Regions from separate parts of the Homo sapiens genome. Here regions 1 and 3 are each linked to region 2. The links are chromatin contacts, found by Hi-C in ENCODE. All regions are on one chromosome and are shown on one strand. The core of a region is the stretch at or near the end of the contact, and the rest is flanking DNA. Distances in the headings are between cores, read along the strand shown.

Evidence for each region. A loop is a pair of places that touch in the nucleus more often than their neighbours do. Pooled maps may share reads with other maps.
Region 1: a loop to region 2 is called in a map of CD4-positive, alpha-beta T cell, with 7 times the contacts of the local background. The contact joins the enhancer-like site here to the promoter of CLDN11 in region 2. A Hi-C loop is called at or near these places in 5 of 168 maps with a recorded cell type or tissue (CD4-positive, alpha-beta T cell, CD4-positive, alpha-beta memory T cell, CD8-positive, alpha-beta T cell and 1 more) and 9 of 50 pooled maps.
Region 3: a map of CD8-positive, alpha-beta T cell shows a loop between it and region 2 (5-fold over the local background). The contact joins the enhancer-like site here to the promoter of CLDN11 in region 2. A Hi-C loop is called at or near these places in 2 of 168 maps with a recorded cell type or tissue (CD4-positive, alpha-beta T cell and CD8-positive, alpha-beta T cell) and 4 of 50 pooled maps.

What each region holds. Positions count from the first base shown.
Region 1 is chr3:171,775,055-171,778,165 of GRCh38, forward strand. All of the region lies in intron 1 of PLD1 (phospholipase D1), which reads right to left. Among named protein-coding and RNA genes, the nearest start is that of PLD1, 34 kb to the right of the region's middle. Within about 2 kb of position 1,502, at least 5 of the 41 ENCODE cell types and tissues checked have a DNase peak (open chromatin) inside an H3K27ac peak, as active enhancers do.
Region 2 is chr3:170,417,383-170,420,540 of GRCh38, forward strand. CLDN11 (claudin 11) reads left to right here and starts at 1,486. Exons shown (of 3, transcript NM_005602.6): 1 at 1,486-1,910. The coding sequence starts at 1,685. RefSeq lists an enhancer at 1,234-2,186.
Region 3 is chr3:172,330,658-172,334,003 of GRCh38, forward strand. It overlaps FNDC3B (fibronectin type III domain containing 3B), which reads left to right. Exons shown (of 26, transcript NM_022763.4): 13 at 1-58; 14 at 2,432-2,518. Among named protein-coding and RNA genes, the nearest start is that of GHSR, 120 kb to the right of the region's middle. Within about 2 kb of position 2,039, at least 7 of the 41 ENCODE cell types and tissues checked have a DNase peak (open chromatin) inside an H3K27ac peak, as active enhancers do.

The DNA.
Region 1 (3,111 bases), core at 252-2,751, 1.4 Mb after region 2:
AGTGAAATTTAAGGCAAGGCTAAGGGTGTCAGACAGAATTCAGGCTGTTGATAAAAAATTTTATTTTTATTTTTACTAACTTCTAACTAAAATTATCATTTCCTTCTGTAACTTGTCATCAAAGATATTTTCTTTGACGTCAAAGATATTTTCTTAGACATCAAGGATTTTTCATATCACATTAGTTATTGCAATATCTCAAAGTATCATTTCCACTCATCACTATTTCAAAATTACAGTAGTTATTAGACCTGCCACTAGATACTGGTAAGTAATGCATTTTAATAAAGGACATGTATTACAATATGACATATTTACTTCTTTGCATATTGATAACTTTATGTCAGTATAATTGGTTTCCTTTGTAATCCTATGCATTTTAATTTTATGTGTTTAATTTTACAGAATAAATATTCTGTAGAGTGGTTCATTAGCTTAATTAGAATGTCAAAGAGGTCCCCATGGCACAAGTAAAAGTAAAGAACATCTGATTTAAAGAGGGAAAGAGCCCAGCGCAGTGGCTCACGTCTGTGATCCCAGCACTTTGGGAGGCTGAGAGGGGCGGATCACCTGAGGTCAGGGGTTCAAGACCAGCCTGGCCGACATGGTGAAACCCCGTCTCTACTAAAAATACAAAAATTAGCCGGGCGTGGTGGCACACATCTGTAATCCCAGCTATTCAGGAGGCTGAGGCAGGACAATTGCTTGAACCCAGGAGGCAGAGGTTGCAGTGAGCAGAGACTATGCCACTGCACTCCAGCCTGGATGACAGAGGGACACTCTGTCTCAAAATAAGTAAACAAAAAAAATTAATTAATTAATTAAAATAAAAGGGGAAAGAAAAAGCCACAGGAAAACACTTAAAAATAGCTCTGCGAAAAGGGGGACCCTAGTATGAGATGGAGACAGCTTTCAAAGCTAGGATGCAAACGCAGGACTTCTGACTTTGTGTTCTTTCTACCACGTGACTCCACACCCTAAAATAATAAAAACAGTAACCCCTTCATTTGCGTAAACAAAGGGCTTTCACATGTATTAGCCTGTTAGTTCATCACATCTATTCAGAGTAGGAAAAGGCAGGAACCCAAACGTGCCTTGAAGCTGCCATCTAAGAAGACACTCCTTCCTGGGCCTCAGCACTGCGCCAGTGCTGCAGCGGACGGTGGTACCTGTCACCCCACTCTATGGAGCTGTAGTCATGGGCACAGAAGAGTAAGATGAAGAGCCCCTCCCTCATACCACACTAGCTAGAACCTGATCGCAAGAGGTGGGCACAGTGGGTGCCCACCCAAATGATGAGTTGCACTTCTCTCCAGGCTTCTATTTACAGGTAAGGCTAAGAATTTGTTTCCTTGCTCAAAGCTCTTTTATTTAGTTCTGATTGGTGATCCAGAGTGAATTACAAGATTTGCAATATTTCAGCTCTTTAATTTGCCATTGGCTCTAACCAAGACAGAAGACTTTACTTAAGCAATTGGTTTGAAATTAGATGGACAAGCTGAAACAATGGGCTCTCTGTTCTTTCCTCTCTGTGCCCACCAACTGGCATTCATTATTTAATCTGTGACGTGTGTTGCCAGGGCTGCGGTAATGACAACGGCACCTATTGTCTTCACATCCCTTCCCTATTCTGTAACATCTGTCATGGCTCCTGTCTATATTTCATTTTATTTTGTTTTATTTTGCTTCTTTTACTTTTACAAGGTTATTCTTAATTACTACAAATTGCTCTGAAATCTATTCTAACCCTGCAAAGTGTAGCATCATTTTGTAACTTGGCAATAACAATAAACTGAAGGCGCGTGTGATAGCACCCTTTTAAATTACTGTAATTTTACATAAAACTGTATAATTTCAAACAAATTTTATCTCAAGGTTAACTAGATAACCTCTCTTTTTAAATACCTGATCAGTTCACAGACGACTTTGGCCCCTTCTCATATAATACATGACTTCCTTTTACACAATAATGAGAATGTGGGTTTATATGACTAATCTGACACAATACAGTAACTTCTGCTTAAAAAAAAAAGCTGAACATTTCTTAATATGCAGTTACAATGTAAATTACTATGTTCATGGATGGATCTTTAATTTCCAAGTTTCTCTATTATTTTCTTTCTTTTTTAAATAAGGAGCCAGAGTGAAAATTGTCACTTGCCTTGTAATCAGTCACCTAAAAACTAGAGTGAAAATTGTTGTGTGTGAAAAGAGTTCAAAATTGGTTTCTATGTCCCAGGAACCGGAGAGCTGGTCTTCCTACTGCTGTCTGTCTCAGGACACAGCACACCCATCCGCTGTAGGAAAGGCAGAGGTTTCGCTTAGAGCTGCTTGCGTGTAAGGGAAGAGGGAACTCAACCTGGCAGGAACAAGCCCTTGATGATTTACCTTCTTTCCTAATTGCCCAGAGGCATTTCCTTCCTTGCTTACCCAATCTAAGGAAGGGTTTCCTACTGCCCTAGCAGTTCCTTTAACCTGAAGCCATTTTCTCTAGTTCCTACCCTGTTTTTTGTGTTGCTCTCAATCTGCTTTCTCACAAGACCTCACTTTCCAGCCAAATTGGTTTATTCTGTTTTTCAAATTACCTAGTTCTTCCTTCCTTTTGAGTTTGTGCCACTGTCCCAACTGTGGCAATGCCCTTCCCCCTCCTCGACAGTAAAGGAGTCAAATCCTCCCCAGCATTTCAAGGGGCGGCCCAAACCCATGTCCTCTACAAAGCATTTTCAGGTCACCCTGCTTTAAAAAAAAACAAAATTGCTCAACAACTACAGCAATCATCATCAGCAGCCGCAAATCCATTAGGCAACAAATTATGCCTTGCGACTTTCTATTTTATCTGGATGGGTTATTTAAATAGTGATGGCATTTAACTTTTCATGCATTTATAACTACTTCCTCCAACTTAGTAATCAGTAACTACATATTACAAGTTATACCTCTGAAATCAACCATTGTAAAAAGCATATAGCAAAAATTCTACCTTACATTGCATTCATATATGTATTTGTTGCTTACAAGATATTTAAATTATTTATGTTACTTAATGATAATTACAAAATAATAGCCAACACTATTGCCATAATATCTTACTAGACTCAATATCTTATTTGA
Region 2 (3,158 bases), core at 236-2,735:
TTGTGCTTTCTGAAATCCTCACACCTTTAAGTCTCATGATTGGTGAGGAGGCAGTGGTCCAAGGGAATGGATAGAAGGAGATAATAAGATAAGCCAAATGTTTCAAAGGGAGTGAAAACTGTTGAATGTAAATGCAGCTCAAGGAAGACTTCCCTATCTGAATAAAAAGGTGCAAATAATGCGGCCTATTTGTATGCATGGTGGCTTAATGATGTTGATGGTGATGATGATAGCTTTACACTATCAGAGCGCTCATTCTGGGCTAGGCAGTTTTCTCAGTGGGGTACAGATATTAATTTATTTACAGTGAGCCAGAGAAGTCTGCTGTAGCTTTTAATGCGTCTAAAATGGGACACATGAACCCCTTAGGAATTTTCAGACTGATCAGGACAGTTTCCTAGAAACAGTTCGTGAAAGGGATGAGATGGGCCCATGGTATCTACCCCTTCCTAGCTGCGTGAACTTGGGCAACTCAACCTTCTTGTGCTGTTTCTCTATGGCTAGTGCGTGTAATTTGTTGTTGTTGTTGTTGTTTGCTTTTGAGACGTTGTCTCACTCAGTTGCCCAGGCTGGAGTGCAGTGGCACGATCTTGGCGCACTGCAACCTCCTTCAAGTTATTCTCCTGCCTCAGCCTCCCAAGCAGCTGGGGTTACAGGCATGCGCCACCATGCCCGGCTCATTTTTGTATTTTCTGTAGAGATGGAGTTTCACCATGTTGGTCAGGCTGGTCTCGAACTCCTGACCTTAGGTGATCCGCCCACCTTGGCCTCCCAAAGTTCTGGGATTACAGGTGTGAGCCACCACTCCCGGCCTAGTATGTGTCATTGACAATTGTTCCTACCTCAAAGGCTGTTATGAGGATTAAATGAGCTAATGCATGTAAAATGCATCTGCATAATATATAACACAGCTCGATAAATGTGAGTTGCTATTGTTGATTATTATGGCCACGTTTGCCGCTGATGATGTTCAACCACTGAAAAGCATCGTTTTCTTTCTTCTAGTAACTGTGTGTACTGAATGCCTCGCGTTTGTCCCTACTGCACTTTTCAGTCTGTCACAATCCTGGGTCGTCGGGGGACTGTACCGAGCGCCCTTGGAGTGCTCGCAGCAGGGAAGAAGGAGCGAGCAGGGAGGAGCTGAGGAGGGTCGGAGCGGAATGGACACCCAGAGACTGAGATGAGAGAGGGGCTATAAGAAGAGAAACCAGTCGCAGGAAAACAGAACTCTCGACAAACGCACGCCCTCTTTGCGCTCTCCGTTTCTCTGGACCTGGATGGAATTGTTTTACTTTGCATCGCCGGACTGCGCTGCGGACGGGGTGGGGCGGCCCAATGGCCCCCCTGGGGTTACTCTGCTCCCCTTCACGCTTCCCTCCCGGCCCCGCCCCGCGATTGGCCGGCGCGCCCCGGGGCTGCCGCCGATTGGTGCTCGCCGGCCGGAGCCGCGGGGCTTAAAGAGGGGGCGGGGGCGCGCTGCCCAGCAGCGCTGCTGTCCCCGCCGTGCGCCCTTCGCCGCTGAGCTCGCAGCCTCCGGCGCCCACCTCCACCTCCAGTGTCCCGCCTCGGGCCGTCGCCCTCCAGCGGCTCGCGAGCGTGGGAGACGTACCTGGGCAGGCACTGTCCAGCCCAGGCCCAGGCACAGCCGTGAGGGGCGAGGCACGGGGACATCCTGGCGGCCACCATGGTGGCCACGTGCCTGCAGGTGGTGGGCTTCGTCACGAGCTTCGTGGGCTGGATCGGGGTCATCGTGACCACCTCCACCAATGACTGGGTGGTGACCTGCGGCTACACCATCCCCACCTGCCGCAAGCTGGATGAGCTGGGCTCCAAGGGGCTGTGGGCCGACTGCGTCATGGCCACGGGGCTGTACCACTGCAAGCCCCTGGTGGACATCCTCATCCTGCCGGGTAAGGACCCGAGCTTGGCGGCGGCTCCCAAATCCTTATCCTCTGGGTAGAGAGCGGGATATTAGACGGCGTCACAGAGACATTTTGGGGGCTTGAAGACCTTTGGGTACGTTTTTGACATCCCTAGTCCCACCTTGTTGTAAAAGAATTAGGCAGCCCCGAACTTAACTTCTCTAGGCCGCAGTATTCTTATCTGGAATTTGAGATAATAGTGGCAATGTGGCCGGTGGTAACACTGGCCGGGTCCCTTTGAGAATGAACAAACCGGAACACCTAATAGGAACTGAGTCCGTGTTAATTACTGCGGTCCCAGCCCGCATCCTTCCACCGTCCGCTTCCCGAAGTGCTTCCCGCTCCCGCCCGGCCTCCCCCGGGGCGCCGAGCCTTCGCGTTAGGTTCCGCCCGCAGAGGTGAGAAGGAGCGTGTAACACAAGCTGACAGGAGAATCGAACCGGCTCAGGCTGAGTTTCTCGGTCCTCATGGGATGGGCGAAGCGCCCCCGGCCAGGTTAGAGCCCTCCTAGCTCCGTCCGCGCAGCCGCTGAGCAATTCACGTCCAGGGCTCTCTGGGCTGCCTGGTTTGGGAAATGTCACGTTGATTCCCGCACGTGCCCAGGGCCATCTCCGCTGCCCCCGCTACCCCCGCCCCTGCTGTGGGCGCGTCAGACTGCGGGGCTGCGGTGACGCCGGCTCCCGCTCCGCGCCGCTGGGTTGGATAGGGACGAGCGGGCGCTCCTCGGAGGGCGGACTCCACTGGGGAGATACGGAGCGCGCCGCCGAGGGTCGCTCGCCGCCACCCCTCCAGCGTGTCTCAGATTGGGAAGGGGAGGTAAAAATTGACAGCCTAGCGCCGGCCAGGGGCCACATTTTCACATGTGTCCTGTGGAAACATTTTGGGCGACAGCCTCAATTCAGATTTAAACCAATGGGTTGGGCAATGGCGAGGTCGCGGGCACCCCCTTGGTTTTCTGCTGGAATCTCTGCTCTACCCCCAAGGCATGTCCCTACAAGGTGGGCTTCTGTCCCCCAGCCTTCGTGGATTGTGCTCACTTAAAGGATTTTCCCGGTTTCCTCAAGATGGGGAGAAACCTGTCCCTGAAGCCGCCAGTCAGATAAGACTGTGCTCGCCCCTTAAGCCTCCTCCAAGCACGCCCTATTTCCGGTCCTCGCAGTCGGAATCTGAATCCCTCCTTTCTCCTTGCTGCCTAGTACTTGGCTCTTATCCTCACAAAGGCACATTTTATCTTGT
Region 3 (3,346 bases), core at 789-3,288, 1.9 Mb after region 2:
AGGCTGTTCACCCGAGGAAGTGATCACCTACACCTTGGAAATTCAGGAGGATGAAAATGTGAGTTTTACAGATTTTATACTTCTCTGTGTTTTGTACGAGTCAGTATTATTATAGCTACAGGGCACCATGAAATTAGATTAACTGCATCAGTTCAAAGCCAAACTCTTAATTTCTGCCTCTGTCACCACCACTACCAACACCGGCCTGTTCTTTCCCATCTCTGTAAATGACATTTCCATCCTTTCAGCTGGGGAAGCAAAAACTCTTGGAGTCATCCTTGATCCTATATATAATCAGAAAATCCTTTTGAATCTTCCTTAGAAATTATTTAGAAATTAACCATTTTTATCTCCACAGCTACTATCCTTTTATGAGCCACTCATCTCACCTGTGGATTATTGCAATAACATAATATTGTTATTGGATTATAGCCTCTTAATATTCCTAACTTCATCCTTACTAGGCTTCAGTCTGTTCTCCATACAGAGCCTGGGTGGAGAACATCATCTTGTAAAATACAAATAGATCATGTCAGCACCCTGCTCAGAATCCTTCCTGTCTCAGTGCCTTCCCCTCTTTTTCAGAGTAAAATCCCTAGAGCTCTTACAATGCCCACAAGGTCCTGTGTGATTGGGCTCTCCATTACTGTCCTCGTTGCTTCCACTCACTGTAGTCTTATTAGCCTCTAGTCTGTTCTTTTTGTTTTGTTTTGTTTTTGAGATGGAGTCTTGCTCTGTCACCCAGGCTGGAGTGCAGTGGCGCGATGTTGGCTCACCTCAAGCTCCGCCTCCCAAGTTCATGCCATTCTTCTGCCTCAGTTTCCCAAGTAGCTGGGACTACAGGCGCCCGCCACCACACCCGGCTAATTTTTTTTTGTATTTTTAGTAGAGATGGGGTTTCACCATGTTAGCCAGGATGGTCTCCATCTCCTAACCTCATGATCTGCCCTCCTCAGCCTCCCAAAGTGCTGGGATTACAGGTGTGAGCCACCGCACCCAGCCAGCCTCTAGTCAGTTCTTTAAACACACCGTGTGTGCTGTGGCCTCAAAGCCTTTTCAGTTCTGCCTTCTGGCCAGAATGCCCTTCCAGATGTCTTTGACTCCCTTCCCTCATTTTCTTCAAGTCTGTTCTCATATGTCATTTCTTTGGGCAGTCCTTCCCTGATCACACTGTAGAACAGCACCACCCAATAGAACTTTCTGCAGTGATGGAAATATTTTATAATTTGTGCCATCCAGTATGGTGGCACCTATACACATACAACTCTCGAGCACCTGACATATGCATGTTGGCCTATAGTATGGAGGGTTTGTGCTTGTTTGTTTGTTTTGAGATGTAGTTTCGCCTTGTTGTCCAGGCTGGAGTGCGGTGGTGCAATCTTGGCCCTCTGCAACCTCTGCCTCCCAGGTTCAAGTGATTCTCCTGCCTCAGCCTCCCGAGTAGCTGGGATTATAGGCACGCAGCTCCACGCCTGGCTAATTTTGTATTTTTAGTAGAGACGGGGTTTCTCCATGTTGGTCAGGCTGGTCTCGAACTCCCAACCTCAGGTGATCTGCCCACCTCAGCCTCCCAAAGTGCTGGGATTACAGTTGTGAGCCACCAAGCTCAGCCAGTACTGAGTTTTTAATTGTAATAAACTTAAATTCAAAGAGCCACATATGGCTACCATATTTACCTCCAGCAGCTGTAGAAAGCCCTCACCAGTTCCACCACTGTATCCTCCTACCTAGCTTTAGTTTTTGTCATAGCACTTAACACCATGTGACATACATAGCAGCTTTTCTGTATTGTCTTCTCCCACTGGAATGTGAGCTTCTTGTGGGCAAGGCCTTTTCTGTTCTTGGGCAGTGCTGAATCCTTAGAGCCTAGAGGACAGCCCAACACAGAGAAGGTACTAAGTAGTATTTTGATGAGTGAATGATAGAATGATAGAGATAGAACTATTGAATGAGTTCCCTGAGTTCAACTTTTAGTGGAATGTTTGCCCTCCTAAAGGATTGTGCCCTTTCCCATCTAAGCTGTCCTTTCTCCCATGGCCAGAAGAGGGCACTGTGTGGTCAGGAAGCTCAGCCACACTTTACTGCATAGCACATTGCAGTTTGATAGTAAAGACCTCGGTGCAAAGGGCTTTTTTCATGACAACATTAAAAATGTTAAATGTATTTTCAAAAGTTGCTTAACTCCTTTGTCACAATAAATTTGACCAGACCCAGGAGAAATTACAGTGTGATGGAGATAAATTTTTATTTAAAGCTCAAGTGCTATCCACAATACTCTGGGCTTCTGATTTTTCTCTTTTGCGGTAGCTGCCAGACCTCTGGCCAGTTGCTGGTGATGGTAGGGAAAGGCAGTATAAAAATCCTGTATTCAAAGGTATTTAATGCCCAGAATTTTTTATACTGATGTTTCTTCCTGGCTTTGCCTTTTCAGGATAACCTTTTCCACCCAAAATACACTGGAGAGGATTTAACCTGTACTGTGAAAAATCTCAAAAGAAGCACACAGTATAAATTCAGGGTGAGTCAGTCATTTTGCTACCTGAACTGCTTAAAAATGAAACTGTTTTCTATTTCACCATTTACCATGTCAGATTGACTCTACAGGTTAAAAAATGAAGTTCACAGCACTTTACATTTTGAAAGTAACATTTATAAAGTGTACAACATGCTTTATTTATTTATTTGAGATGGAGTCTCTATGTCACTCAGGCTGGAGTGCAGTGGCACGATCTCGGCTCACTGCAACCTCTGCCTCCCGGGTTTAAGCAGTTCTCCTGCCTCAGCCTCCCGAGTAGCTGGGACTATAGGCGTGTGCCACTATGCCCGGCTAATTTTTTTTTTTTTTTTTTTTTTTTTTTTGTATTTTTAGTTGAGACGGGGGTTTCACCATGTTGGCCAGGCTGGTCTCAATCTCCTGACCTCGTGATCCACCTGCCTCGGCCTCCCAAAGTGCTGTGATTACAGGCATGAGCCACTGCGCCTGGCCCATGCTTTAATTTTAAAACCAACTTGTGAGCACAAAAATTGTCATCATGTGCTGTAATAAATTGCATTTACAGCATGGCCAAATGCCCTTGCCTGGGAAGAGACACACCAGGTGCTGGAGTGCACCTGTCACTTACCTGCACTCCATACCTTTTTCCTTTCGAGCAGTCTCTTTGCTCTTCACTTTCCTTTGCTCTTCTGCCCATTTATTTTTCCTCACTTGCTTGTAATTTTCTCTTCCATGACCCACCCCCTCCCTACCTGGGCTGTCTTTGGTCATTAACAGCCACCATTAATGTTACTATAGGACTATGTGTAGTAGCCAAAAAAGTGAATATGACTTTACGATCACTAAGAGATC